Regions from separate parts of the Mus musculus genome. Here region 2 is linked to region 1. Evidence: chromatin loops called from intact Hi-C (ENCODE). Cell type or tissue: heart. All regions are shown on one strand. Links, peaks and the distances in the headings refer to the core of each region. The heading gives the core; the rest is flanking DNA.

Region 1 (15,354 bases), core at 4,668-9,667:
TAGGGTCTCTTTATATATCCCCGGCTACCCTGGAACTCATTATGCAGGCTAGGCTAGCCTTGATCTCAAGGAAATTTTCCTGCTTCTGCTTTTTGAGTGCAAGGATTAAAGGTTACACCACCATGCCTGGCTCCCACTGATGGACAAGCGGCTCGGTGGTTAAGAGCATAGGCTGCTCTTCCAGGACTCCATTTTGTCTTCTAGCACCCACACGGCAGGTCACAACCATCTGTAACTCCAGTCCCAGAGAATTCAACACCCTCTTCCTGACCATGTGGACACCAGGCAGGGACATAATTCACAGACGTACATTCAGGCAGACAAAACAACCACACACATAATTAAATAAATTTCAAAAAAGTGGATGTAGCTGGGTGTGGGAAATATTAAAAAATGAGCCCACCAACTCTCTGTGAGGAGAGAGAAGGACAGAGGAGGGAGGAAGAGGTGGAAGGAAGATGGAGCAGAAACATGTGGCTTGGAGAAACTGCAAGTTATATGGGATCTCATAGATGGGAAATAGGGTAGTATAGTGGTAGATCTGCCCAATCTAGGCGGGTAGCTTGTATTCATATCAACTGGGTTGTGATTTCTTTAACCGGGCTTTTTGGGTTTGAGATTTACCACAACAGTAGCTTCCAAGCCCTGGAATCATCTGGGCACATTTCCTGTAGGCCCAGCCTTTCCTCAGCATCTTCAGGCCACTGTATTTTCTGGGAAACTGAGGAATGGACCAGGTAGAGTCCATGCGTTTGTTTTGAAGAATTTTTAAGACTCAGGTCAGTAGTATTCACCTGCAATCCCAGGGGATTAAACTCGGGGGCCATCTCCCTAGCCCTGACTGTATTATTTTGATTCTGAGACTAGAACCCAGGCCAAGCATATGTTCAGCTCACAGACAGGGCTGACGTCACTCCTCAATGACAGTGTAGTAATCTAAGTTCCAGTACACATACACAAATGAACAGCACAAAATTTAAACAGGATAAGGCTCATGCTAAATACAGATGTGGCGGCATGAAAACTCGGAAGCAGAATATAAACTAGATACGATAAATTTCTTCCTTGTAGCTTTGCTAATTCAAAGGGAAAGAAAATTATCTTTTTCAAACCAGACAGTAGTCTCCTCTTACCTACAGCTTATGTTCCAAAAACAAAAGGGACCATGGCTCAAAAATATTAAATAGGAAAATTCCAGAAGCAATTCCTGTTTTAGCTGCATGCTGTCCTCGCACAGGAACCATATGAACCATCCTCCTGTCGGGTTCTCTGTCTGCTACCCTCCTGGAAGGTTAGTGTTCCCGACAACTGGACAGAATCTACACTCAGCCGGAAAAATGGGCATGCGATGGTGGCAACTATCTTGACTGTATTAACTAAGGTGGATTTGCATACCCAGCCAACATGGTAGCATCCTTTTCCTGCCTGGGAGCCTGACCTGGAGAAGGGGAACTGGGCAGCAGTCTGCATTCATCCCCCTGTGTCTTCCCATCGAGGATGCAGTGTGACCAACCAGCTTGCTTCAAGCTCCTGCCATCTTTACCATCCACCACCAAGGACTAGACCTTGCACTCTGAGTATAAACAGTCCCTCTTCTTTAAGTTGCTTTCTTTCAGATTAGTTTATCACAGCAAGAGGAAAAGAAAGTGAAACACTCCCCTTTAGTCACTTTATGATGCACTCAAAGCAAAACAATGGCTATGTGGCCATTCTACTCAATACAGTTGTCCTGTTTTGCATTTTTTAAAAAAAAATCCCTCACCATGTCTAATACATAAACGACATTTTTTCAGGGCTAGGCATATAAAGACTTTATGTACATGGTTTAGTTCTAGTTACAGTCTTGAGCAGTCCTTAGTGTCTTGGGTCATCACTTACAGATAAAGGGATCACAGAACCCAGGATCTTGTACGTATTAGACAAGTGGTCTACCATTAAGCTAGGCAGCACCCGTCCTACAAAATTGACAGACCTCAGATGTACTGGCTAGTTTTGTGTCAACTTGACACAGCTGGAGTTATCACAGAAAAAGAAGATTCAGTTGGGGAAATGCCTTCATGAGATCCAACTCTAAGGCATTTTCTCAATTAGTGATCAAGAGGGAAAGGCCCCTTGTGGGTGGGACCATCTCTGGGCTGGTAATCTTGGGTTCTATAAGAGAGCAGGCTGAGCAAGCCAGGAGAAGCAAGCCAGTAAGTAACATCCCTCCATGGCCTCTGCATCAGCTCCTGCTTTCTGACCTGCTTGAGTTCCAGTCCTGACTTCCTTGGTAATGAACAGCAGTATGGAAGTGTTAAGCCGAATAAACCCTTTCCTCCCCAACTTGTTTCTTGGTCATGATGTTTGTGCAGGAATAGAAACCCTGACTAAGACATTGGACTTTCCCCCTGAAGACAGAATAAAACCGTAGATGGAGTTTTTAACCAACCTGTTTTCTGAGCGTCAGCTGACACATATGGATTTCCTTTCTTTTTCCTCCTGTCAAGGCAAAACAAAGCTCTACTGAATATTCGTCAGCCAATTTGTCTGCCTGTGACCTCATATAATACGAAGATCACAAGTACTTACCTCATAGGTGGTTCTGAAAGCGGAATTTGCTAGACACTGTCATATGCTTAAAAAGCTCTGTGTGTGCGCGCCTATGTGTGTGTATGATCATATGTAAATATATCTTATAAGTAAGGTCACATATGTTCATTGAGAGAATGAATACTAATTTTATTTTGTATATTAGAAAGCAATGCATTATTGCTTGATTTTTCTCAATGGCTCAGAAAAACAATAAAATCCTTAAGTAATTTGTAAGGATAATTTTTATATTCCTTTTTTGTTTTTGTTTTTGTTTTTATGAGACAGGGTTTCTCTGTGTAGCCCTGGCTGTCCTGGAACTCACTCTGTAGACCAGGCTGGCCTCAAACTCAGAAATCCGCTTGTCTCTGCCTCCTGATATTCCATTTTTTATAAAGTATAAGTTATAGGTGCCTTTAAAAGCAATTAACATTATCAGTTATGTTGAAAGTATACAATGATTCAACATTCTAGTCATACTAATGTATATACTTATACGTTCTAAAGCTTTTTAAATTGTAAAAGGAGAACCTGAGAATATTTCTTATTTTTTTGTTTAAATCTAATTTCTATCATTTGTCATAATAATAAAAATAGCATATAGAGTAATGAAAAAGATTCAGTGCCTATCATAGTGAATGTCTTTGTTCCAAGAGAAAACAGCCACATCAGACATTGCTAAGCCATGGTGGGAGCCAAACCCAGGTGCTAGATCTTCTTTCTAATACAGTCTCTACTGGGTGGGGGAAAAGGGAGATTTCACAGGGAACATGTCAGCTCCCAGATGTTGGTCCAGCAGTGCTCATATGGAAGCCAGAGAATGTAGTGCTGCATAATTCCTATGTTATCATCTGGACCAAAATTGCTTGTAAATATCAACATTTCATCTCCAAAGAAGGCGTGCTGCTTCTTTAACACATATGTACCAGAGGAGTAAACCTTTGAGGTTTATGAATGTTAGTTATGATCATTCCACTTGGTGGAAAAGCACCCCTGGGTTTGTCTATAAGCATGTGCCTAGATAGGAAGATCCATCCAAGTCGAGAATGGTACCATTTCCTGGGATGGGGTTTTGGAGCAAATAAAATGAGAATGTGTTAAATGGCAGCATTCCTCTCTTCTTGATTCCTGCAGATCCTGACATCCTACAGATGTGATGTGAGCAGCTACATCACACTCTTGCTACTGTCCTCCCTAACTGTGATGGGCAGATTGGGCAGACTGTATGTCTTCAAACTGTGAGCCCAAACAAACCCTTCTTCCCTTCCTTAAGAAGCTTTTGTCAGAGTAATGAGAAAAGTCAACTAATAAACCACTTATGTATATAATTAGAGAAAAATTGAAAAAGTTTAAATTCACATACTTTCTACAGATTGCAAAGATCCCCATTCCAGTCAGAAGGAGGGCGATGAAGATCACTGATGGAATCGCCACAGTTGTAATATTCATTCCTAGAGGAGAAAGCCACCGTTATAACACAAATATCACATAACTCACAAACATATACAAAACTCAGCTTCAGAGCTGAGTTTAGTGGTGTACAATATTAGGCCCAGCAGCCGGGCGTGGTGGCGCATGCCTTTAATCCCAGCACTTGGGAGGCAGAGGCAGGCGGATTTCTGAGCTCAAGGCCAGCCTGGTCTACACAGTGAGTTCCAAGACAGCCAGAGCTACACAGAGAAACCCTGTCTCAAAAAACCAAAAAAAAAAAAAAAAAATATTAGGCCCAGCACTTGGGAGGCAGAGACAAGAGGATCTATGTGAATTCTAGGTCAGCCAAAGATACAGGGATACACACAGTGAGATGCTATCTTTTTTTTTTTTTTGGTTTTTCGAGACAGGGTTTCTCTGTGTAGCCCTGGCTGTCCTGGAACTCACTTTGTAGACCAGGCTGGCCTCAAACTCAGAAATCTGCCTGCCTCTGCCTCGCAAGTGCTGGGATCAAAGGTGTGCGCCACCACCTCCCAGCAAGATGCTATCTTAAAACAAACAAACAAACAAACAATAACAACAACAAAAAACAAAATAAGCAAAACTGCTTTGTGCACAGAGAAAATGAATACATGTTTGCCTATGATGTTACAAAGTAAAGTCTGAGCTAAGTTTGGAACAAAGTCATTCCTCTACCCTAAAATGGCAGCCTTTGTTCCATGTTCCTCAGGATTAGCTCTTACTCTGAGCTTCTTGCTGGGTTCAAGTGAATTCCCCAAATCAGAATTAGACTGGTCAAGGGAGGAAGCTGCACATGGTGGGGTGAGGCTCTTGGGCTCAGGTCCACAGCTTGTGTGTGTGTGTTGGGGGTGGGGGGACATAAGGGTGGTTGACAGATAACTGTTACCAAGGCTGGGAAGCTGTGAGGTTCTCATTGTCCAAGCTGTGGTACATTAACTGAAGAGGAAGTTCTGCCTCAAGTTCTGAAGTTCTCAAGCAGCGTTTTACTCTGCTACAGAGAACGCCATGCTTCTCCACTACTCTTTCTGCGTCAAATGAAGAGGCGCTCCTGACCCAGAAGAGGCTCCTGGCTGTATAAACTATTAACAAATGGAGGATATCATTCTGCATCTCTCTTTGTGACCCTTGGGAAGAAAATAAAGGACAATTAGAAGTGAAAATGTCTGCTGGACTTGGTGATGCATGCCTTTGATCCCGGCACTGGATGGCCACAGGCAGGTGGATCTTTGTGAGTTTGAGGCCAGCCTGATTTACATATCTCTTTCCAGGCTACTTAGGGTGCCTCAAAGGACTACATAGTCTTGGGGTTTGGGAGCCTAAATTCTCACTGTAGACTTTAAAACAATAAACTTATAAAAAGCACCATCCTTACCTGGGGTTGTAAAAAGAAATCGCTTTTCCGACAAAGAACCACTGAAACAAAGAAGACAAACAGGAGGCGTGTGAGAGAGGGGCTTTGATAGATACTGGAAGCCAGCACAGCATAGCTTCATATACCTGCCACCACCCTGTGCAGCAAGGATCACAATCCTGATGCCTTTCTCCTACCATTTATACCAGCATCTTAAGGGTCAGCTAACTCAAAAAATAAATGACATAAATTAAAAAGCAAAACAACAACAACAAAAAAAACAGGTGACAAAGGTCGGACTCTGAGGCCTGACCTTTTCTAATAGTATGCATTAATTAAATGCATTTAACCATGACATTCTCACACACATACACAAGGTTACTTCATATTTACTCTTCATCATCCTCATTCCAAACTCTCCAAGGCTTCTCTGAGTAAAGCCATCCATCCTAGTGTTTTTTCTGTTACTGTGACAAACAAGCATCTGGAGGGGAAAAGGTTTGCTTCACTTCATAACTCTTCAGACTCCATCACCAAGTCAAGGGAAGAACTAAAGACAAAAAGCTGGAGGCAAGGAGTAATGCAGAGGACACGCAGGAATGCTGCTTACTGGCTTGCTCAGCCTGCTTACTACACCAGGAAGGACCATCTGCCCAGGGCTGGCACAGTCCAGTTGGCTGGGCCATCCCATATCAGTCACCAATCAAGAAAATCCATCACAGTCATGCCCACAAGCCAATTTGATAGAGGCAATTCAACTGAAGTCCCCTCTCCCATGCTGTTACCCTTAATCTTGTTATGTAGCCTGGGCTTTCTGAGTCCTCACTATACAGGTGAAGCTTTGCATAATCCTCTTGTGTTCCAGCTTTATCTTCCTGGGACTCCCTAATCTTGCTGAATATGATGATCTGTCGGTCCATTCCCCTGCAAACACCTCAAGTTCATCCGGAACAGAATTCCTTGGTATGTACCATCTTCTTTATCCATTCATCTCTGATGGACATCTAGTATGAGTCCATCCATATATTGGGAGTAAATATGGACAGGCAGGAATCTCTGTGATATGCCGGTAAAAGGCCTTGGTTATATACATCCAAGCATGGTATAACAGGGGTGTGGAGGAGGAGTCTTAGAGTTTTTTTTTTTCCCTTCAAACTGAATATTTGTATTGATTACTTGGGAATTTCACATCATGCACCTCAGTGTCACTTACTTCCTTTTTGAGAACCCTCAGGAAAAGGAACATACTGTTGGGACTAAATTTACAATTCCTCACGATCCTCTCTTTTATCTGATAGTTTCTTTTTTCTTTCTCCTGATGTCCCAACATAAAGGACTACACAAGCTCGCATCAACCATGAACACTTAGGCTTGCTCTCACGGCCAGGAGACACTATAATAATTACTTTTATCTTTTTGTTGTCAATCAGAGAGCATAAGTGTGGAAGGGTTAACTTTTGAACATGAAGATATGGGTCTCAAGAGCTGCTCAGTTGATAATGGGTCAATTGAGAGATCCCTGAAACCCACGCCTACAAACTGTCCTCTGACTTCCACATGAATGCTGTGGCGTGTGCATGCACATGCATGCACGCACACACTCACTCTTAAAATGTAATAAAACAAAATTTTCATCCAAAAGCACAGACCCGAGGGATAGATGGTTCTGCTAATGACTCTCTGCCTGACTTTCCTCCACTCTCAGCTGGCTTCTGATGACCACTTCACACTGTTCAACTAACTAAATGGGACAGAGTCACACTAAGAGTAGACAGACCTTCTTAAAAGCTACCACCTAGGGGAGGACAGGGCTCTGAGGTATCCACAGTGAGGTAAACAAATTCCATTAAATTACAGGAATAAGAAGCCTCCCCCGGGACTCCAGAGACAGACAGTCTGGAACAATCTGAGGTAAACACAAAGGAAAGGCTTTCCCTTCTGATGGTCAGCGCCTCCTCACCCTCGTCCTCGTCCTCCTCGGGATGAGGTCAGTCCTTCTTCCTGATTCCATTCTGGCCTACTCAAACTGAGGAAGTGGTCTGACCCCTGGATGAATCCCAGCAGAGTCTGGCTATTTCCTTTAGGGACCCCTTCTTCCTCAGCTGCAACACTTCCTTCAGTGTTGTTTTTCCTGAGTACCAAGCCATCGTGTGTGGGAACAGAAGTTCAATGACCGCAAGTTCGTTGGTTCCCCAAGGGCAAAACATCACAGATAAAAACAGCTGCTCCCTGAAGATCTGGGATCTACACAAGTAGAGGGGGCTGGTTTCACACACAGTTGACTCCCTGTTCAGAACAAGGACCAGGGAGAAATCACAAGAGCCAGGGGGAAGTACAGTCCTTGCTATAATTCTGGGCTTTCTACTCCCACCAAAATCAAAAAACAAGAAAATTAGGTCAAATAACTACATGATATACCGCCAATTCCCTATAAGCTGCTAATCATTTACATTTAGGTACATCTTTGGTATGCAAATTTAACTTCAAGTTAATTCAAAATTATATTTATTCATTAACTGTAACTGCTACATAGCTAATTGAGAGAATGAAACCTACTTTTTAAAATTCAACTGTTTTCATGTTTTTTTTCTTCAGTCTTCCAGAGTTTGAGGTAGATATGTACGTAAAAATATATGTATGGACAGGAGAGATGAAAGATGGCTCAGTGGTTAAGAGCACTTGCTGTTCCAGGGAAACAGCGTTCAATTCCCAGAAACGACATAGTAGACCACAACCTTCTGTAACTTTAATTTTAGGTGATCCACTGACTTCTGACCTCTTTGGCCATGAGGCATTTACATGGTGCACATACGTGCATGCAAGCAAAATACTCATATACATAAAAAATGGGATAAAATGCCCCAGTACAGGGGAACGCCAGGGTCAAGAAGTCGAGTGGGTGGATAGGGGAGTGGGGGGAGGGTATGGGGGACTTTTGGGATAGCATTGGAAATGTAAATGAAGAAAATACCTAATTAAAAAAATAGGATAAAAATCTTAAGCATATATAGTTTATGTATACACATATGAATTAGCTGAGTGTGGTGGTACACACCTTTAATCTCATCGCTCAGGAGGCAAAGGCAGGCAGATCTCTTTGAGTTCAAGATCAGCCTGGTCTACATAACAAGTTCCAAGCCAGGACTACATAGGGAAACTGTTAAAAAAGAAAGGAAAAGGAAAAGGAAAAGGAAAAGGAAAAGGAAAAGGAAAAGGAAAAGGAAAAGGAAAAGGGAAGGAAGTATGGAAAAGAAAAGGAAGAAAGAAAACGTGTATATATGGTATAATTTCATTTGTTTCAGTGATGACATCAGAAGCAGCCTGCTGAGCATGGTGATACTTGCCTGTAACCCTAAAAGCTTGGGAAGAGGAAATAGGAGTTCAAGGCTAGCCTGGCTAATAGTAAGCTGCAGGATAGAATAGGCTGAGACCCTTTCTTAAAACAAAACAAGGACTGGAGAGATGGCTCAATGGTTTAGAGCACTGATGCTCTTCTAAAGGTCCTGAGTTCAAATCCCAGCAACCACATGGTGGCTTACAACCATCTGTAATGAGATCTGATGCCTTTTTCTGGGGTGACTGAAGATAGCTACAGTGTACTTACATATAACAAATCTTAAAAAAAACAAATCCTGCCGGGTGTGTGTGTGTGTGTGTGTGTGTGTGTGTGTGTGTGTGTGTGTGTATATGTAGCAAATGGGACCTCATGGTGGGCGGGGCGGGGAATACTGAATCTAAGTCCTCGTGCAGTGTACAGCACACACCCTATCCTCAGTGGACAGTCTTTTGTGTATCGCATCCCTCAGGGCTTGCAACTGTCTCTCCAACTCTTAGATCAGAACACTTCTATTAGCAACCACTTCCACCCCAAATGGGAGATGGTTTTCTTCTTTCTCCCTCAGCCTCTTACCAGCCAGCACATATGGTTACAAACACAACAAGCTAACAGTCATGTCTACTCCTCTCTGGCATTTTTTTCTCAGCCTCTGACTCTGTCTCCCCTAAGCTTTGTTCCTCCCTTTGGCCATTATCCATGACTATCACATTTCCATATGTCACATAACCATCTTCTCCCCTAACCCCAGGTGCTCCTTAAAAACCCTACTCCCAAGAGCCTGGGCCAAGCCCCGAACCTGGAAAAGAATTTTAGACTCAGTTTTTACTGTAATTTCTGGAGTGAATTTTTTTTCTTTTGTTTAAAATAATGTAGACTGCATTTTTCTGTAAAAGCAATGTTGTTGGCTCACACCTTTGTTAAACTATAATACATTTATGTACTTTCTTAAAATGACATCAGATTCAAAAAACCCTGTGCTAATTTGAGAAACTATCCACTATTGATAAAGTCCACCTCTTACCCCAGGTTTTACGATACTGGGTCTGGGTATATACAGCTCAGGCTAGCCTAGAATTCACAATTCTCTGACTTTATATGCCCAAGTGCTGGGATACCATACATGCTTGTAATAGGCTTCCTACCAAGCAAGATAGTCCATACTCTTATAAGGATTGTCTTAGTCAGGGTTATTATTGTTGTGATGATACATCATGACCAAAAGCAAGTTGGGGAGAAAAAGATTTATTTGGCTTATACTCCACATCACTCTTCATCATCATGGGAAGTCAGCATCATGGGAAGTCAGTACAGGAAATCAAGCAGGGCAGGAACCTGAAAGCAGGAGCTAATGCAGAGGCCATGGAGGCTCAACCTATTTTCTAACAGAACCTAGGACTACCAGCCAAGGGACGGCCCCACCTACAACAGGCTGGGCCCTCCCATGTCAATTACTAATTAAGAAGATGCCCCATAGGCTTGCCTACAGCACCATCTTATGGAGACATTTCCTCTTCCTCCTCCTCCTCCTCTTCCTCCTAAGGATTATTTATTTTATGTATAGGAGTACACAGTAGCTGCCTTCAGAAGAGGGTATCGGATCCCATTACAAATGGTTGTGAATCACCATGTGGTTGCTAGGAATTGAACTCAGGACCTCTGGAAGATCAAGTCAGTAATCTTAACCACTGAGTCATCTCTCCAGCCCCTGGAGACATTTTCTTAATGGCGGTTCCCTCCTCTCAGGTGACTAGCTTGTGTCAAGTGACATCCAGTGCAAGGATGGAATAATGAGATAATAGTCTTGAGTTTCCTGTGTGCAAGAGAGGTCTGGGATGCTAGGGGAGTGGCTGGGAAGTTGAGAACGTGTGCAGCATACACAGAGCTCTGGATTTGATCTTCAGCATTGAATAAACTGGGTGTGCACTTGCAATCCCAGAACTTTAGCGGCAGTGGAAGGATCATGTGTTCACAGTCAGCAGAGAACAATAATTACAAATGGGACTAGGGTAAAATAGTAAGGCTAAAGACTGCCATGTAGAAGAGAATCCTGATTGATCTCCTACATAGGGATCACAAAGTGTGTGCCGCTTCTGTCCTGAGCCTCATCTTTGGGACTAAAACTGTGGAAACTTGTTCAAAACACAATCACAGTAAAAGGAAACATCTGCAGGGACCTATAGAGTACAGGGGAGAACTGGTAGGGGTGGCTGGGAATGATGGTAATGGGTTAGGGGAAGACCTGGAGTTTCCAGGCGCACGTCTTCCTCACTAACTACCTATCTTCAAGGAGCCTCCTTCTCCACACTGATTACTGCCTCTCAGGTGTGTGGGCATCTGCAACTTGGAGCCGCCTATGTTATTAAGCTTTATTAGCAGTTCTGCACAGAAGGATATCAGAATGTAGACAAAGCTTAGTGTGCAATGTTTAAATCAATTTACATATCCCAGCCCCATGAAGCAAACCGAGACAACTATCACACTAAGATGTTAACAGATAATAAAAGCCACTGCTATCTATCTATCTATCTATCTATCTATCTATCTACCTACCTAGTATCTATGTATGAACACATGTATGCATCTATCTATCTATCTACCTAGTATCTATGTATGAACACATGTATGCATCTATCTATCTATCTATCTATCTACCTAGTATCTATGTATGAACACATGTATGCATCTGTCTGTCTGTCTGTCTGTCTGTCTGTCTGTCTATCATCTATTGCAGGCCCCTTTCTACTCTCAAAAATGGTCTCTAGGAATCCTTGAGGGTGGGGAGCACTCAGTGGTTCTAGGAATTTTTCAGTTCCCTGTACCCTCAGTATTAGGTAAAATTGGAGATAACTTCAGTAATTTACTGAAACTACAAAAAGCCAAAAGGAATAAGCATTTATTTTCTCCCGCAGGTGCAGCTGGGACTGCAAGAAATCTCCCACACCAGGGCTCAGGCGTCTGCCATTTTAACTCACGTGCCTACACAACCAGAAAGCTCTCTTGATACCACATTTATTTCCCACATAAAGACAAATGCCGTTGAAACTCGCACATTTTAAAGGGTTTGTTTATTTTCTTTTTAAAGAAAACACATAAGTGTTTTGCCTTAATGTATGTGCACCACTTGTATGCCTGGTGCCTGAAGAAGAGACCTTAGAATTAGAACTCTCATCACAGATGGTTGTGAGCTACCAGCATGGTGCTGGGCATAGAACTTGGGTCCACTGGGAGAGCAACAAGTACTCTTAAGAGCTGAGTCATCTTGGTAGCCCCCATATATCACAAGTATTTTCTCGGCCGTCTGCCACTTGGCATTATATCCCTGTTGTCCTTTCAAAACTGCAGGCGGATTGATTAATTACGGGCCTCAGGGCTTTCTCCTCTCAGAACACAAGCCAAGTACTTACTGCCGGGAGAGCACGCCATTGGCCAGGAGTCCTTCATAGTGACTTATCCCTTTGCTCTGAAGCAAGTTGATGTGGCCACCTAGTTCATCTGTGATGATCCCTGCGTGGATGGCAGCTTTGCACAATAAAGAGGTCTGAAACAGAGTGACATGATTATTTCAGCACTCACCTGTTTAAAACAAAGCTGGACTTTTCTATTTTCTACTTTTGTTTGTTGGGGGGGGGGTGTTCATTTGTTTGTTTCTTTTTGTTGTTGTTCTTTAGAGACAGAGTCTCATTATTTAGTGCTGGTTATCCTGGCACTCACTACATAGACAAGGCTGGCTTTGAACTCACAGATCTGCCTATCTCTATCTCTGGAGTGCTGGGATTAGAAACATATTCACTGTGTTTTCCATTTTTGATTGCTTAGTCATTTACAGTAGTCCTCTGCCCCCATGAATAACGTCTCTAGCATTATTATGTTAACTCCTAGCTGCCAAATCTGAACCGTGTCAAGGAGTTTGCCTTGTTCTGCCACAGTTCCTGAGGCCCTGCTAACTGACATGCATGTTAGTGACATGCACAAGGACTCTTCAGCGCCTCATGAGCAATTTCAGACTAGCAGAGCCAAAGAGCTCATCTGTCAAAACCGCTCACATGCTCATACGTCACTGAGCTCAGGGTAGGTTGCTATGCAGAAAAAGATAATAGGGTTTGTCTCTTAGACTTGGTTTACAAACAGACAGTCTTAAACAAGGTGGAAAGCAATCTGGGTAGTATTCAACGTACTGCAACTTCACGCTAATTCTTTGATTTGGTACAACATCAAAACCAAGATGGCTGACAGTTGCTACATGGAACAGCAAGTTCCATGTGGAATGATCCAACAAACAATCAAACAAACGAAATCTCAGCATTCATGTCACTTTCTGAATCCTTGCCTTCAGTGAGCCCAAAAGCCGGTGACTGCTGGGCTAGCTGCTCGTGGGAGCCTTCAGACCCAGCTATATGCTGTTTAGGCGAATTCGGCAAAAGCAAGATCCAGAGGCTGGCTCTGATTAAGACAGGTTAGGGGGTGACACTGGCTCTGAAGAGAAGTTATGGAATGTCAAGACTGTGAGGTGACCAGGTCCAAAGGTCCGCAGAAAAAAATGTGGATGGGAAGACAATAGACAGACTTGGCATTTGAGCCAAGAAGCAATTCTAGATAAAGTTGAGCTGTGTGCTCTGCATCTTCCATTTAGCTAATTCCAAATCCAAGAGGACAGAGGGTTATGCTGTGTCTTAATCACTGGACCTAAGTAGTTTTCTAGGTTCATGAGAACATTGATTACCTGAGTCTCAATTCGAATGTTTCCTCAAATCTAAGTTACAACACATGCAGAAGCAATGGACGGTATTTGTAACCAGTTATCTGGGGGTTGCAGTAACACCAAGGAATTCTGTGACTTTTTTTTTTCTTTTTCATTTTCCTTCTTTCTTTCTTTCTTTTTTTGTTTGTTTGTTTGTTTGTTTGTTTGTTTGTTTTTTCGAGACAGGGTTTCTCTGTATTGCCCTGGCTGTCCTGGAACTCACTTTGTAGACCAGCCTGGCCTCGAACTCAGAAATTCACCTGCCTCTGCCTCCCGAGTGCTGGGACTAAAGGCATGCGCCACTACGCCCGGCTGTTTTTAATTTCTCTTAAGAGATTTCATATTTCCCACCTAAGATCTGGCAACGGAAGTCAGTTCTGCAATAAGTTATGTCATCGTTACAAACAGAACATACAAAGAAAGCGAAGCCCAAAAGAGATGCTGACAATACTGTCCCCTTTGGGAATAGGGGACCTAGGACAATCTTGTCCTCTAGAAGGAGACAAAGGAAGATGGCCGATAGTGGAGACACATCTTTCTTTTGAAAAAAACTTCCTGGAATCTGCCTTCTGTAGGAAGCTTTCTCTACGGTGAAAAACACTGGTAACCGCAGCAATTATGAAATGGAAGCACTCGGATTCAAGGCGATTTCCAGCTATTTAGCAGCTTCCAGACCAATCCAGATTACATGAGACTCTGTCTCATCAAACAAAACAGGATTGGGGGATGCTCAGCTGATCAAGCATTTGCTGAGCCAGTGTATGAACCTGAGCCTTCAGATCCCTAGAGCCTATGTAAACCCAAGACATTGCAGTGTCTGTAATCCCAGCATGCCTAGGGTGGGAAGGGAAGCAGAAATAAGATGCCTGGAAAGCTAGCTGAAGAGACTACCTCAAACAAGGTGAAAGTCAAGGGCAGACTTGAGGTTGTCCTTTGTTTCTCTTTGACCTTCAAGTGTGCATTGTAACACACACACACACTCCATACCCCTCTCCCCATAAAGTCAGTGGGAGGACTGGAGAGATGCTATTTCAGAAGACCTAGGTTCAATTCCCAGCACCCACATGACAGCTAACAGCCACTTGTAACTCCAGGTCCAGAGGATCCAAAGTTCTCTTCTAGTCTATGCAGGTACTGTACTCACGTCATGCACAATATATATGTAAGCAAAATATTCATACATGTAAACTTTTTTTAAGTCTCAAAAAGTAAAAAAAAAAAAAAAAATTAAAAACGGGTAGGAAAATGGAGGTGAGATGGTCTAGTACGTAAAGGATCTGCCACCAAATCTATGACCTGAGGGCAAACCCCAGGAGCCAATGAGAGACTCATCTCTTGTCAGTGTTTTCTGAACTCTAAACTCTCACTGTGTGCAGTGCGACTCTCAGTGGTGGTTTGAATGAAAATGGCCCCCATAGGCTCAGATATTTGAATTTTTGGTCTGCAATTGGTGCAACAGTTGGGGAAGGAATAGGAAGCGTGGCTTTGTTGAAAGGGGTGTGCCATAGGGCAGGGCTTTGAGGTTTCAAAGGCCCACCCACACCATTTTTAACTAGATCTTTCTCTACCTCAAGGTTGCTGGCACAAAATGTAAACTCTTAGCTAGCATGCCTGCCCATCACCACACTCCCCGCCATGATGGTCGTGAACTGCAAGCGAACCCCCAGTTTAATACTTTCTTTTATAAGTTGCCTTGGTCATGTTGTCTCATCACAGAAATAGAAAACTATGATATCCCCCCATAATAATAAATGAATACTTTATATAAATAAATACAATAAAATTATTTTAAAAGGGACTATATATATATATAGCACAGAAGTGGAGCACTTGGCAAAACCAAAGTTCAATTCACAGCCCCATTTGCACAAAATTTTAAATAATTAATTAAAATTATTGATATAGGGC
Region 2 (15,354 bases), core at 6,782-11,781, 77 kb after region 1:
TTCTTCCTCTCTCGTCTCCTGCTGGAGTGGTGGGGGGCTGGCACACAAGTGTTTCTTTCCTAAGGCTGTACAGACAGCACCATATACTAAATAATGCTATTGAAAATACCTTTGTGAATTTCATTCTTTCCCGCTTCCTTCCAAACCTCAGCTGAGGTAGAGTAACTGCCCCAGCCAGGCACTGACCCCGGAAATAGTTATCTGGAGCAGTTATCTGCCAGAGTCTGTACCAGGTACTGTGGTAAAATACTCAGACTTGGACTTATGAATGTGAGTGACTTCTCCAGCCAGTCCTTCACCCCTGGACAACTCAGCCTCTTCAATCTTCACTCCCTCTTAAAAGAAATCACAAGTCTTGCTTGGATCTGGATTCAAGTGAACCAGGCCTCAGGGGTTCAACTTCATTTCTATTCTGAGTTTTACACACACACACACACACACACACACACACACACACACACATACACACACCCATCAAATAAGTGTCCCCTACCACACAAGACAAGCAACCACATAGTTTTAAACATATACAAAACAAGAAATTAATATCTGGAAGATAACATCAATGGAAGTCTTCCACTGTAGGAATTACTTCATAGTCTAATTTTTAAGAATCGTCCTAGTCTCTAACAGTATTTAGCCTTTCACCCTCAGTGCCAGACTTCTCACACTTGAGCAAGTTCTTTTTCATTTATTTTTGTGTGTGTACATCAAGGAGAGCAGGCCATGCTTGCCTTGTTGTACATGCGGAAGCCAGAGAACAACTAGTTCTCTCCTTCCACCATGTGGATCCCAAGGATGGAACTTGGGTTGTCATGCTTGGTGGCAAGCAAATTTACTAGCCAAGCCATCTCACCAGCCTGGGTTCTATTAAATCCTTACTCTGAGACCATTTACCCACTACTAACAACTATTGATTCAAACAATCTCATTATTTTTCTGTGTTTGGGTTTTGATTCTCAACCAGTCAGTCTGGGACCTCAGCAAGAGGCAGGTATATGATTCTACCACTTTCTCACCCCATCCTCAGTGAGCTCAAAGCCCTACTGAGCATGTTCCAGGTACTGTTCAACATACAACCTTCTCCTGGACCTTACAGTCCAGTAGGAGGAAAGACACACACATTAATAAAAATGTAAATGGTACACTGTACTTGAAGAAGGCAAGTGCTCTAAATAAAAAAGGATGGAGGAAGGGGATATGCGGCTCTGGGAATGGGCTAGGGCTTCCAGTATGTGGTGGTTTGAATATGCTTGGCCCATGGGAAGTGACACTATTAGAAAGTACGACTTTACTAGAGGAAGTGTGTCACTGTAGGGGTGGCTTTGAAGGTCTCATTCTATGCCCAGGCTCCTCCCAGAGTGGAAGACAGTCTTCTGGCTGCCTTTGAATCAAGACATAGAACTAACTCTCAAATCCTCCAGCCCCAGGCCTGCATGGATGCTGCCATGCTTCTAGCCTTGATGATAATGGACTGATCCTCAGAACCTGGAGGTCAGTTCTAATTAAATGTTTGTCCTTTATAAGAGTTGCCTTGGTCATGGTGTCTGTTCACAGCAATGGAAACCCTAACTAGGACACAGAGGTTGGGAAAGTCCATACTGATGGTAACTTCTAAATCGAAGGGCAGGAGCCATGGGGATACTTGAGGCTCCCAGTTGCAAGCAAAGAGAACAAACAGTGCATGCAAAGGCTCTGAGGTAGAAGGGGCCTGGCATCTTGGAAAAGCAGAAAGAGAGTCAACTAGTGAAGCTAGACAGACTAGAGTATAGATAGGGAAACACAGCAGAAGAAGGACGAGAAAGCTTGATTAACTGTCAGGTTAACAATACAGACAGGAACAAGAATAAAAGGACCATGCCTTTAATCCCAGCACTTGGGAGGCAGAGGCAGGCGGATTTCTGAGTTCGAGGCCAGCCTGGTCTACAAAGTAAGTTCCATGACAGCCAGGGCTATGCAGAGAAACCCTGTCTCGAAAAAGAAAAAAAGAAAAAAAAGAAAGAAAGAAAGGAAGGAAGGAAGGAAGGAAGGAAGGAAGAAAGAAAGAAAGAAAGAAAGAAAGAAAGAAAGAAAGAAAGAATAAAAGCACTAAAAGAAAGGAAGGAAGGAAGGAAGGAAGAAAGAAAGAAAGAAAGAAAGAAAGAAAGAAAGAAAGAAAGAGAAAGAAAGAAAGAAAGAAAGAAAGAGAAAGAAAGAAAGAAAGAGGAAAAGAAAGAATAAAAGCACCTAGTGAGCACTGAGGCCCTGGCTGTGTGTGGAATGCAGTGTCTAGTAGGCATTACCTTCGAGATAAAGCAACCAACCCCCCTAACAAGGACAAAGTGGGCTCACAACTTTCATTAAAGCTTTAGGATCTTTAGAAAGATCAGTCCAAACCTCTGCAAGGTGCGCGTCTCTAAAGACTTTGTTGTTCCTACCTTAACAAAACTAAAATGTCTGTGATTAATTCATTTCCCTATGCATCTTAAAAATACATGAGGGCTAAATGTGGGGGCACCTGCCGGTGATCCCAGCACATGTTCTACAGAGGGAGTTACAGGCAAGCAAGGGCTTACAGAGTGAGCCCTTGTCTCAAAACAAAACAATCCCACAAAAAGCAAACAAACAAAATATATATAACAACAACAATACCCAGCGGTAGTGGTACATGCCTCTATTTCCAGCTCTTGTAAGATAGAGACAGGGGGATCAAGAGTTTAAGGCCATTTTTACCTAACAAGGGAGTTCAAGCCTGCATTACAAAACAAACAAACAAACAACAACAAAAACAAAAGTCAAGCAAAACTCAAAGAAATGCACCCAATAAATGATAAGAAGTCTAACTTTCCAAATGTGGGTTTTTCATAATTTTTAATTCTACTTTATACCACAAAGTTAACAAGTTCAAATTATGAAAAATTACCAAAGTGTGTGAAAGATTATTCAGGGTTCAAGTCCTGCTGTAAGGACATCCTGTGACTTGCTGGCTGGCTTCTTGAACATGGCTACTTTTGTTCCCAGATCTGAGGTACAGCTATGTTTCTGAATACTGCAAATCATTTGTTTAACCAGTGCCAAGAGCTTTGGGTAGATTGTTCTGCTGACACATTCTTTTCTGTGCTGTGCCTGCATGTCAAAGGCATCTTTACATACAAAACTAAGCATGCCAAGGGAGCTGGGCTTGGTAAACACAATTATTGAGGTGAAGCAACAGGTGGTACTTGTATAAAAAACTGTATTAATCTTGCTTTTGCTCTCTTTCTGCTAATTAGGAAATGATTTGAAAGTATCTCTGAAACACAAGGAGATTGTTCAGTTCAACTCAGAAATATTCATAGAGTGCCTCTATTAGATGCTTACGACAAGGATGACAGGGAAGGGAACTTAGCCTGCAGAGCTGGCTGAGCCTGGGGGATTGGGAGCTGTCCCCTGGACAGGTAAGATTCAGAAATGTCAGCATGAAGGCATGATGGTGCAGAAGGTGCCAGAATAAACTTGTACTTACTTTTTTAAAAAAGCCACTTCCCTAAAACATCAAATACCAGCAGGTCACATGTCTACTCAAATGAAAATTACTGACGAAGATTAGACAATAACCATACAACAGCAATGAATCTTGAGTTGGCCGTGCCATTTGTAAGCATCCCAAAGTAACAACTGCTCGCCTCCATTTTTGCCAGTAATTAAATCACCAGGGAGAAATCAGTACCCGCCCCGCCCCCCATATGCACATACTTTTGGTGAATCGGGATTTTCAGATTTCATCGCAACAATCAAGGGCATTTTGGAAAGAAATGTAAGAGCCGGAAAATGGGGAAGAGTTTTATGAAATACTGTCTTCTGATCATACCATGCATGTCACAGTCAAGAACTCAGAGTAGCCGTGGCAACCCTGCAAAAGACCTGCACTAGAGTGAGTCAGGAATCGTTCTGGGTTAGATAATAGAGAGGCTTCACCCCTAGTTAAGGAACAGTCGGCAGGTGGATGGGGGGGGGGGGGGGAGGAGTCATTTTTCCTCAGTGGTGTATGTGCTAGTAAACTGCACATGTTCCAGTAAAGCCTACAGCCATACTCACCCAGGCAACACTAAACTCGGTGGATTCAAACGAACACGTTAGCTACAAGGGGACTTGCTGGGGGGGAGAGGACAGAGTTAGTAAGAAAGGACGATGGGGGTGGAAATGATCAAAATACAAGACATACCTGTATGAAATCGTCAAAGCATAAGTTCAGAATGCCTTTAAAAAAAGGGCATTTTACTCTCTAGAACTGAGATAATAAGGCTGGACTAAATCCAAGCATCCAGATTGATGCAATCAATCAATACAAATCAATACAAATGAGCAATTTATCTGTCATATTGTTCAAAAATTTAAAAATCACTTGAAACAATTTATGGGAGTACAGACCCTCAGGAGATTGAGTCCCAGTGAACAGGCAAAAGAAAGGGATTGGTGCTGGAGAAGGTCGGATTTTAAGAAACTGAGTAAAAGCAGCCGTCATATAAAAGAATCAGAGCAGCGCCAGGAGGCCACCAGACCCTGATACAAAGAGCTTTGAATAATATCATTGACTAGCATCACAAGTAACTTAGGTGGAAACATGGTGTGGTGGCCCGTGCCTGTAATGCTAGCATGTAGTGGCAGTCCGAGGCAAAAAGATCAACCACAAATCTGAGGCCAGCCAGAGCTATAAAGCCAAACCTGGGCCACACAACCAAACCCCTGGGTGGTTCTTTGTTTTGTTTGTTTTATATTTTCTTTAAAAGGTGCAAGTCAATACGATTAGGGAGCTCCAGATGCAAAGCTTCCAGGGATATTGGCAGCCAGGCAGATCCAGGAGACTGTGGACCCAACCAGGAAGCCCCACACTCCAGGAGCAAAGGTCCAAGTCAACGTTGAGCATTGAGAGCAATGATTTCATACCTGACACTGTCCAACTGTGGTGGCTTGAATAAAAATGGCCCCATAGGCTCATAGGGAGGTGTGGTCTTGGAGGAAGAGGTGTATCACTAAGGAGTAGGTTTTGGGGTCTCAGAATCTCAAGTCAGTTCACTCAGCTCCTTCTCCAGCACCATGTTTGCTGGCACACTACCATGTTTCATGTCATAGACAAAACCTCTGAACCAGCCCAAATGAAGTGTTTTCCTTTATAAGAGTTGCTGTGGTCATGGTATCTCTCCACAGCAATAGAAACCCAAACTAAGACACCAACCCCATAACTTAGACCCTGAAGCAAATCCCTAGACCTAAAGTCTGTACATTTACGAACACTTGAAAACCCGTCCTACCATGTACTCCGGAAGACCACAGCTGTGAAAACGCCTTTAAAACTTATAGAAGCCATATGTGATAGTGCAGGCTGCAATCCTAGCACTTGGCAGATGGAGCAGGAGGATTAGGATAGGAGCTGAAAGATCATTCTTGGTTACATAGCAAGTGTGGGAATAGCCTTGTTACATAATGAACCCTAGGCCATTCTGGGCACAGAGTGAGTGAGACCTTGCCTCAAAAACAAAAAACAGGGCAGATAAGATGTAAAGGGGTTTGCTGCCAGAGGGGTTTGTGGACCTGAGTTTGATCCCTAGAGTCCACTTGGTGGAAGGATTCCTGCAAGTTGTCCTCTTATCTCCACACATATGCACACAGTACACAGACAATAAAAAAATGAGAGTTTAAAGAAAATCAGCCTAACAATACTCTTTCGGTAAATATCCCAAACTTAAGTTTTACCTTGGGTGTGTGAATTCCCATACTTGTTTATGTAATCCAGACTAGCCTTAAATTGGAGGCAATCCTCCTGCCTCTGTTTCCAAAGTGCCTCAGCTAGTGGTGAGTGAGTGCTCATTTATTTTAAAGTCCCCAATACATAGGATGTTCCACGCTAAACCTAATGGCAGCACCGTCCATCAGTCAAAGGCAACAAGGTCTAAAATCTGAAGCTGGCTAAGAATCTAAACAACCATCTTCTGAAGTCCTCCCTTAGCCCAGGCTAGCCTTTTCACGTGGTGGACCTGCTGTGAGGCGGACTCACAGACTACAAAGCCAAGCGCCTTTCCACCACTACAATACCATCTTCAGAGGCTGAGGAAAGAGCATCAGGCATCCAGGCTAAACAGAGAGTTTGAAGCAGGAAGTCTGCAAAAGATCCTGTCTCAAACAAATAAACAAAAAGCAAGGAAGGAATATAGAAAGGAAAAAAAAATAATAATGAGCTGTGGCAGTTAAGAGACGCTATAGCTCCTGCAGAGGACCGGAGTTCAGTTCTGAGCATCCAAAGCAGGTGGTCACAACTGATTCTAGTCACAGGGGGCTTCTGGGCACTCACATGCCCATACCCACATTCCAAAACATAATCTAAAACAAAGTAAAAAAAAAAAAAAAAACCTTTAAGAATAGGCAGAAGCCAGAAACAAAACAACCAACTGAGCTGGATACAGTGGCACTCCCAGCACTTGGGAAGCATGAAGAGGTTTGCTATGAATTCAAGAGTGGTGTCTCAAACCGCAAATATTAATAATAACAAGAAATTCAATAAAAATATGTAAAATGGGGTTGCAAGGATGTCTCAGAGGTTAAAAGCACATACTGTTCTTTCAGGCTCACTTCTGCCTGTAGCTGCAGGTCCAAGAGACTAGTTGCTTATGGTCTCGGTGGGTATCTGCACTCAACGTGTACATCTCAACCCACACACAAATACACATCACTAAAACTAAATTTTCTTTAAAACCCACACCAAATAAATGTAGAATGTTACAGTTTCAAATATCGACTTGAGAAAGTGTCTTCAGTTATTAAGACATCCAATGACTGGAATATAGTTTGGTTGTTGAAAGGCTTGCCTTGCACAAGTTCCCGAGCGCCGCCAAAACTCAAACAAAACAGCATGTTTATAAAGCATTCATAAAACCTTACACAGTGCAATTCTAACACACGTTAGACTGTGTTACCGTAACTCTAAACAAAATAACTTCACTTTTTTTTAATGCTATCAACTTGCTGAATGTTTGGGTGAACGAATACATTGTTCAATGAAAAAAAAAAAATCCAGCGATGAGTTTAGCTTCGATTTCTGTTCCCCCAGAAAGCATAGCGGGGGCGGGGGCGGTATTCAAGTATTCTGCATAAACTCACTGCCATTAATTAACCCCAGTTACAGAGGAGCAAAGGCAGGAGGAGAGGAACAAAACCCGAAAAGGGTGGGGGGTGGGGGGGAGAACCCACAGAAAGGTGGCTCGTCCTATCCAAGGAGAACTAATTAAAGCAGATTAATGGAGTAGGGCCATGTAGGGCTGGGAAACCAGTTTCCTGCCTTAATCTGGTGGTCTGAGAGAAAATTCGGTGGCGCTGGAAGCCAAAGATCAGCTACCGAGGAAAAGCAGCCTGGGCCGCAGTCGACTCGCTCAAATACCCTTGAGGGACCAGAGTCGCAAGGTTCCAACTCCGATCACCACCGGACACGCGTGAGGCAACGGGGGCCCTGTTTGCAGTCGGCTCCGGGGCAGCCTCGCAGAAGAACCCCCTCTTGCAGGCAGAGACTAGGAGCTGGCGGGGCAACGCCGGGCGAGCACCCGGGGCCAGGCCACTCGCACCCGCCGGGAAGGGTCGGGAAATCTGGGAACTAAGTGGCCGGCCGGGCGGGGACACCGCGAAGGCAGCCGGGGAACAGGCGCCAAGCTGCCGGGCTCGTTTATGGGGGGGAAGGAAAGAGTATCGGGGCGCGATCCGAAATGCACCCTCTGACTTCAATCCATCCCCCGCCTGGCGGAGACCGCCCGCCTCTCGCCAGGCTCCCCCGAGGCCCACAACACAGCCCTCCCGGAGCCCCGAGTCCCCCACTCACCCAGCTCCTCCGCCTGCAACCGGAGCGGAGCACACACGGCGAACAGCAGCGCCAGGACACTCGGCCCACCAGCCCCGGTCCCCATGGTCCCGCCGGACTCCAGACCCGCAGGATCGGCCTCCCGGCCCGGCTCTACACTGCCGCTGCCCGCCTAGGGCAGCCTCCTTCGCGGCCCGGCCCGGCGCGGCGCGGGCACACGGCACAGATCCCTCTGGGCGGCCCGCGCCCGCGAGAGGGCGTGTCCTCCCCGCCCTGCCCCGCCCCGCCCCGCCCCCTCCCCGGGGTGATCAGCCGCACCACCGGTCTCCCAAGGGGGGCGCCCAGTTTCCCCCTCACCCCACCCCGCCCCCGCGCCACCTGCCCGGATTCACTAGAAAATGAAAATCAAAAATTCACCTGGCACGCAGGCTCGCCAGAGCCCGGGGGTTCACCGAGACTCCGCCCCTCTGGCAGTTTGTCAGCTCTACCCTAGAGCTGGTCTGCCAAGGCTATGCAAGGCATCTGAAATCTGATGGGATGATGGCAGTTCAAGTCCATTCATTCATTCATTCATTCATTCTCTCTCTCTCTCCATCTCTCTCTCTCTCTCTCTTCATTCATTCCGTTGTTTAACTCAACTTTCTACGCGGCTGGGTGCTTAAATTCACTCGGCATTTGCAGAGCTTAGAAATAATCGCTCACTACAAACTGCAGTCTGTAACATGGACAGTATATTTGGAGCACATTTGGAGAGATCTAATTGGATGGTGAAAAGGCAGCTGGGAGCAAAGCGAGAGTAAAAGACAGAGAGCTGAGTTCGTGCCCAGGTTGTTCAGAGGATTAAAGGGCGGGAAGGGGCCAGTTGGAGCTGAAGCTCAGTAGACAGGTGGGTGCCTGGCCAGATGTGGGAAAAGACGTGCAGAGTAGGACCAGTAAGAGATATGTAAACTGCAGAGTCCCCAGAGCAGTCTGGAAAACTTCAGACTGAGCAATGTTTGAGGCGCTCTCTGAGGTGGTGGGAAAGTCTTGAGATTAGGTTCGATGGACCGCGGAGGAGTTTAGAGCCCATTACTGGGTCGTTCAATTGGAGTCCTGGTCGTCAAATTGAACAGAGAAACGGTTAATACTCGTTTTAAGGACTGTCACCTTTAGGTCCCCCCCGTGACTTTCCTCTGCGTGGCCACAACCTTAGCTCTAACTCACACACCACCTCGTGGCCTCTGGGAATTATTACATCTAGAGTGCGTCGGGGTGGGGTGGTCTCGGCAGCTGAGGAAGATCAGACCCTCCAAGGCCAAGTGACCTTTGGAATTTTCTCCAACTCCAAGCCTAAGCTGACAGGTAGGATAACTTTTTGCCTTAAAAATGTTTTGTTGTTTTGAGATTGAGGTTTATCGTCTGTGTTCTGAGGGCTTCTCTTGTCTTCCTGGCTGGTATTGAGTAGTTTGCTAAGTAGCCGGAGGCTGACCTTGGAACTCCTGAACCTTCTTCCCCCACCTCTGAGATAGGGGAATACAGGCAGGCCTTCATATCCTGCCTGGTTTACACTTTAACTTTTGAGATTCCAAGTGTGATTTGGCAGTGGACTTTGCACCTTCCTTTATGGCAACCTCAGAGGAAAGACTTACAGCTTTCCAACTGAGCCTTTCTTAGATCTGAGTGTAGAGCCAGTCTCTGACTGGGACACATTCGCTTGCCTTCATGTTAACTCTTCCCCAGTTGTCATAGAGAGGAAATAAATATGTATATGTCCTGGCTGGTTTTGTGTCAACTTGACACAGCTGGAGTTATCACAGAGAAAGGAGCTTCAGTTGAGGAAATGCCTCCATGAGATCCAACTGGAAGGCATCTTCTCAATTAGTGATCAAGGGGGAAAGGCCCCTTGTGGGTGGGACCATCTCTGGGCTGGTAGTCTTGGCTTCCATAAGAAAGCAGGCTGAGCAAGCCAGGAGAAACAAGCAAGCCAGCAAAGAACATCCCTCCATGGCCTCTGCATCAGCTCCTGCTTCCTGACCTGCTTGAGTTCCAGTCCTGACTTCTTTCAGTGATGAACAGCAGTATGGAAGTGTAAGCCGAATAAACCCTTTCCTCCCCCAACTTGCTTCTTGGTCATGATGTTTGTGCAGGAATAGAAACCCTGACTAAGACAGTATATAAAGATCGGGAGTGTAAAGGATGTACTTAAACAGTAGGCTTATCTTCAAATCAAAAGTAAATATACTTTTATGAAAATACTGAGTATCTTCATACACACCGTAAAAATTTACCTCAATAAGGAAACATTTGCTAGCTTCACCTTCTTTTCTTTCAAAAAATATTTTTTTTATTTTTTATTTTTTTATTTGGGACAGAACCTAACTATGCAGCTCTGGCTGCCCTGGAACTTACAGATATCCACCTGCCTCTGTTTTCCAGGTGCTAAGATTAATTTGGCTACCAAAACCGACGGTTTTTTTTTTTTCTTTTTTGTTCATTTTTTATCTTTTTAAATATTTTTACTAGGTATTTTCCTCATTTACATTTCCAATGCTATCCCAATATCCCAAAAGTCCCCCATACCCTCCCCCTCACTCCCCTACCCACCTACTCCCACTTTTTGGCCCTGGCGTTCCCCTGTACTAGGGCATATAAAGTTTGCATGACCAATGGGCCTCTCTTTCCAGTGATGGCCGACTAGGCTATCTTTTGATACATATGCAGCTAGAGACAAGAGCTCCGGGGTACTGGTTAGTTCATATTGTTGTTCCACCTATAGGGTTGCAGTTCCCTTTAGCTCCTTGGGTATTCTCTAGCTCCTCCATTGGGGGCCCTGTGATCCATAGCTGACTGTGAGCATCCACTCCTGTGTTTGCTAGGCCCCGGCATAGTCTCACAAGAGACAGCCATATCTGGGTCCTTTCAGCAAAATCTTGCTAGTGTATGCAATGGTGTCAATGTTGGAGGCTGATTATGGGATGGATTCCTGGATATGGCAGTCTCTAGATGGTCCATCCTTTTGTCTCAGCTCCAAACTTTGTCTCTGTAACTCCTTCGATGGGTGATTGTTTCAAATTCTAAGAAGGGGCAAAGTGTCCACACTTTGGTCTTCCTTCTTGAGTTTCATGTATTTCAAAAATTGTATCTTATATCTTGGATATTCTAAGTTTCTGGGCTAATATCCACTTATCAGTGAGAACATATCATTTGAGTTCTTTTGTGATTAGGTTACCTCACTCAGGATGATGCCCTCCAGGTCCAACCATTTGCCTAGGAATTTCATAAATTCATTCTTTTTAATAGCTGAGTAGTACTCCATTGTGTAAATGTACCACATTTTCTGTATCCATTCCTCTGTTGAGGGGCATCTGGGTTCTTTCCAGCTTCTGGCTATTATAAATAAGGCTGCTATGAACATAGTGGATCATGTGTCTTTCTTACCGGTTGGAACATTTTCTGGATATATGCCCAGGAGAGGTATTGCAGGATCCTCTGGTAGTACTATGTCCAATTTTCTAAGGAACCACCAGACTGATTTCCAGAGTGATTGTTACAAGCTTGCAATCCCACCAACAATGGAGGAGTCCAAAACAGACTTTTAATTAAAATTTTTAAATCACATTTTTATCTGTTGTGTGTGTCTGTGTGGGTCCACACACGTGGAAGAGAGTGGAAGAGAGGGATGTTTGTAAGAGTTCCTTCTGTCTTTCCACTTTGCAGGACCCTAGGCTTGAACTCGGGTTAGTCTTGCTTGACAGCTGAGCCGTCCCTCTGTCCAATGTCCTTCTCTTAAGTTCATTTCTAAGAAAGTGAATTTGGACAACTCCTGGCTGCCTCTAGCAAGTTTAGCTCTGAGAGCCATGAACGACGACAAGCAAAGATGACCAGGAGCATTGTTGACCACTGAGGAATCCATTGAGTCATGGGAGCCCTGGTGACCTCTTTCATCTCAGTCGATACTTTGATAGGAATAGTTTTATCTTTCTATATTGAAATCCTCAGCCAGATACAGGAAAAGATTGAGAATCTGGAGGCGGGGAGGACCCACGGTCTTCCATTATACCATCCTTTTCTCAAACATGAAGAAAGATTTCTCTACAAAAAACCCCCACAAAGGTCAGTAGGTAAAGATGCGGCAGGACCAAAGTTGAACTACTGGAACCCACATAATGGAAGGAGAGCCAACTCCCACAAGCTAAGAGAAAAAACAGTAGCCATAAGTAGGATACAGGCTTGGGACTCCAACATTCTAGGAGATGAGGTAGGACTTCACTGACAGCCTGGGCTATAGAGTGATGATATGCCTCTGAGAAAAAGCAGGCAAAGCTAGGCGAGGTGACACATGTTTGCAGTCCCAGCAATTAAGATGCACAAAGGCAAACTCATGCCAGAAAATGAAAATAAATCCTTCTGAATGCATTTTTATTTTTAACGGAACCTCACAAGGCAATGCATAGCTGAAAACAAAAACAAATAAACAAATAAACCTCTTTCATACAATAGAAATAACTTTGAGTATTAAGTGCATAATCTGATCTCAACATTGACCATGCCAGGACAGGGAGGAATGACCCAGACTTAGCTCAGCAGGATGGGCTACCAAATGTAAATGTATAAAAACTATTATATTTTCCTATATAATGACACAAAGAAGCATTGCTAAACTAATATATCAAGCCACAAATTCTTACATCAAGCGAATGTGCCTGTTTTAATCTTAAGATTTCACCTAGTGGGCTGGAGAGGTGGCTCAGTGGTTAAGAGGACTGACTGTTCTTCTGAAGGCCCTGAGTTCAAATCCCAGCAACCACATGGTGGTTCACAACCATCCATAATGAGATCTGTCATCCTCTGCTGGAGCGTCTGAAGACAGCTATAGTGTACTTACATATAATAAAATAAATAAATCTTAAATTTCTATTCATCTTAAAAAAAGATTTCATCTCGCTTTTTTTAAAGATTTATTTTATTTATATGAAAACACTGTAGCTGTCTTCAGACACCAGAAGAGAGCATCAGATCCCATTACAGATGTTTGTGAGCTGCCATGTGGTTGCTGGGAATTGAACTCAGGACCTTTGGAAGCACAGCCAGTGCTCTTAACCGCTGAGCCATCTCTCTAGCCCTCCCCTAGATTAAAAAAAAAGATTTTGGATTATTTATTTTTATTTTCTGTGTATGAGCCTTTTGTGTTCATGTATACATGTATGTACAGTGTGTGCAAGCCTGATGCCTAAGGATGGCCATAAGAGTGGTCAGATCCTCTGGAACTGGAGTTCCAATAGCTGTGAGTTGCCATGTGGTTGCTGGGATTTGAACTCAGGGCCTTCAGAAGAACAGTCAGTGCTCTTAACCGCTGAGCTCATGTGCTCATGTGCTCTGAATTGGGGTCTTCTGTAAGAGCAGCATGTGCTCTTAACCATCACCCCTTCTCTCCAGACTTTTGACTTTTTGCTGTTGTTCTCCTAGACAGAGTTTCTCTCTGTAGCCCTGGCTGTCCTGGGACTTACTCTGTTGATCAGGCTGATCTCAAATTCAGAGATCTACCTGCCGGTCTCTGCCTCCCAAGTGCTGGAATTAAAAGATGCACCACCATATCTGGTTTCATTTTGACTTTGTTTTTTAAATCTAAGGTATTATAACCCAACTAAGTTTCTCTAAGGGAAACACTATTCACCTGGATGAGTCCCACAGTAAGGTAGAAAGCAGTCATAGGGAGGGGTCTCTCATCAATGATTGACATACCAATCCCTCTAGTTACCATCCACTGTTCATTTTGCATATCTTATCGCAATGTATGCTTGTTTTCATTAGCCCTTATATTACAACAAATAGTGGCAGATAAAATCCTACCTTGTTTGTGTATATAGTATATATGCCTTAGCTTGCTTTAATAAGAGAAATTAAATAGAAATGTAAACCTAATATGTTTCTAAAGTAAGTAGAAAACTTCAAAATGGATTTTGGTTCAGTCTGACGACCTAGTAAATTTTATCCTTAAACTAGAGTGACCCTGAGATATAAAATGGAAATGACCATGAAGATGAGATCCGAGATATAAAATGTAAACTGTACAGGCATCTGTCTCCTGCTACCAAGCATGGACAGAAATAAGGTCTTTTTTGTTGTTGTTGTTGTTGTTTTTGTTTTCTGTTTTTTTGAGACAGGGTTTCTTTGTATAGCCCTGGCTGTCCTGGAACTCACTTTGTAGACCAGGCTGGCCTTGAACTCAGAAATCTGCCTGCCTCTGCCTCTGGCTGTGCTGGGATTAAAGGCATGTGCCGCCACGTCCGGCTCAGAAATAAGGTCTTCCTGTTGTGATTTTGAGATAGGATCCTCTCTAGTTTGTGCTTGACTTACATGTTAGCTTGCTATACATCCAAGGACAGCCTTGAATTCTTGATCCTCTTGAGTGCTAAACCTATAGGCATGCATTACCTCACCCAGCTTCCCTGTTGCTTAAAAAACAGAACAACTTGTTGCTGATAGTTATTGGGAAGCCATGGTGTCTATGTCTGGAAAGAATTCTCGAATACTATAGCTTGTGGTGAGAAAATACTGGCCTCAAATGTCCTTTCTCAGCCTAGACACTAGATTTTTAGTTCTGCAGCTGTTCTCTCTACTATGCATCATATACATATATGTTTAGCACTCAGGAGGGTCAAGAGCTCAAAACCATCCTTGGATATATGGCAAGCTAACATGTATGGCCACACACACACACACACACACACACACACACACACATTGCCTCTTACTTTCACAGGATAAACAATCCACATTGTGCACTGTAGGGTCCAGACCCATGTTATAAGGCTTCAAGCAACTGTTCTGCTTACCCAGTAAGTCATCTCGGTGACCCTAAAGATCTATATTTTTATGTTTGGGGAGGGGGTGGTGCTTACCTACAATTTTAGCACTTAACTGGTAGAGGTTGGGAGATCAGTATGTAAGGTCATGACTATTCCAAGGTCTGGTTGAGGAGAAGGTTTCTATTGTAGGTATGAGGGAGAGTACAGCCAGAGGTATCTGGAGGACTTTAGAGTAGGGGGAGGAATTAGTAGATTAAACATAGCCAGCAGACTGAACCTGGCCATTGGGGTGAGAGGAGGAGCAAGAGAGGAAGAAGAAAGGAACAAGGGAAATTGAAAAAGAGGACGGAGAGAGGGCTGTCTTAGTTACGGTTTCTATTGCTATGAAAAGACACCCCTCTAGAATGTACCAGAGACCTGGGAGGTGAGAGATGAAATGCTCTAGAGTGGGGAGGTGTAACTTGTGGAGTCCACATCCAGTAGAAAGACAGGGCATCAAGTGGAGGGATGGGGTTGCCATCCCACAGTCAAAAACACTGACTCAGAATAGTTCCTGTCTGAAAGAACTGCAGGAGGAGGGCTATCCTGTAGGAAGACCAGCAGTCTCAACTAACCTGGACCCCTGAGATCTCTCAGACACCGAGCCACCAACCAGGCAGTATACACCAGATGATATGAGGCCCCCAACACATATACAGCAGAGGACTGCCTGGTCTGACCTCAATCAGAGAAGATGCACCTAACCCTCGAGAGACTTGGTGCCCC

What was found. A loop is a pair of places that touch in the nucleus more often than their neighbours do. Peaks named below come from ENCODE experiments on the same cell type or tissue, not always from the same donor. Only the 100,000 strongest peaks of a DNase experiment are listed, where the experiment ranks them.
Region 2: it touches region 1 in a loop (6-fold over the local background); 8 of 42 quality-filtered maps call a loop at or near these places.

Annotation. Positions count from the first base shown.
Region 1 is chr10:52,301,479-52,316,832 of GRCm38, reverse strand. Dcbld1 (discoidin, CUB and LCCL domain containing 1) reads right to left here. Exons shown (of 11, transcript NM_025705.4): 6 at 12,113-12,246; 7 at 5,393-5,433; 8 at 3,932-4,019; 9 at 2,429-2,478. Among named protein-coding and RNA genes, the nearest start is that of Gopc, 73 kb to the left of the region's middle. In heart, for the core only: a CTCF peak has its summit at 7,635; a DNase peak (open chromatin) is centred at 7,442.
Region 2 is chr10:52,226,304-52,241,657 of GRCm38, reverse strand. It overlaps Dcbld1 (discoidin, CUB and LCCL domain containing 1), which reads right to left and starts at 8,039. Exons shown (of 11, transcript NM_025705.4): 1 at 7,823-8,039. The coding sequence starts at 7,907. In heart, for the core only: CTCF peaks have their summits at 7,959 and 9,014; DNase peaks (open chromatin) are centred at 7,507, 8,137 and 8,987; H3K4me3 peaks cover 2,294 bases; H3K27ac peaks cover 1,388 bases.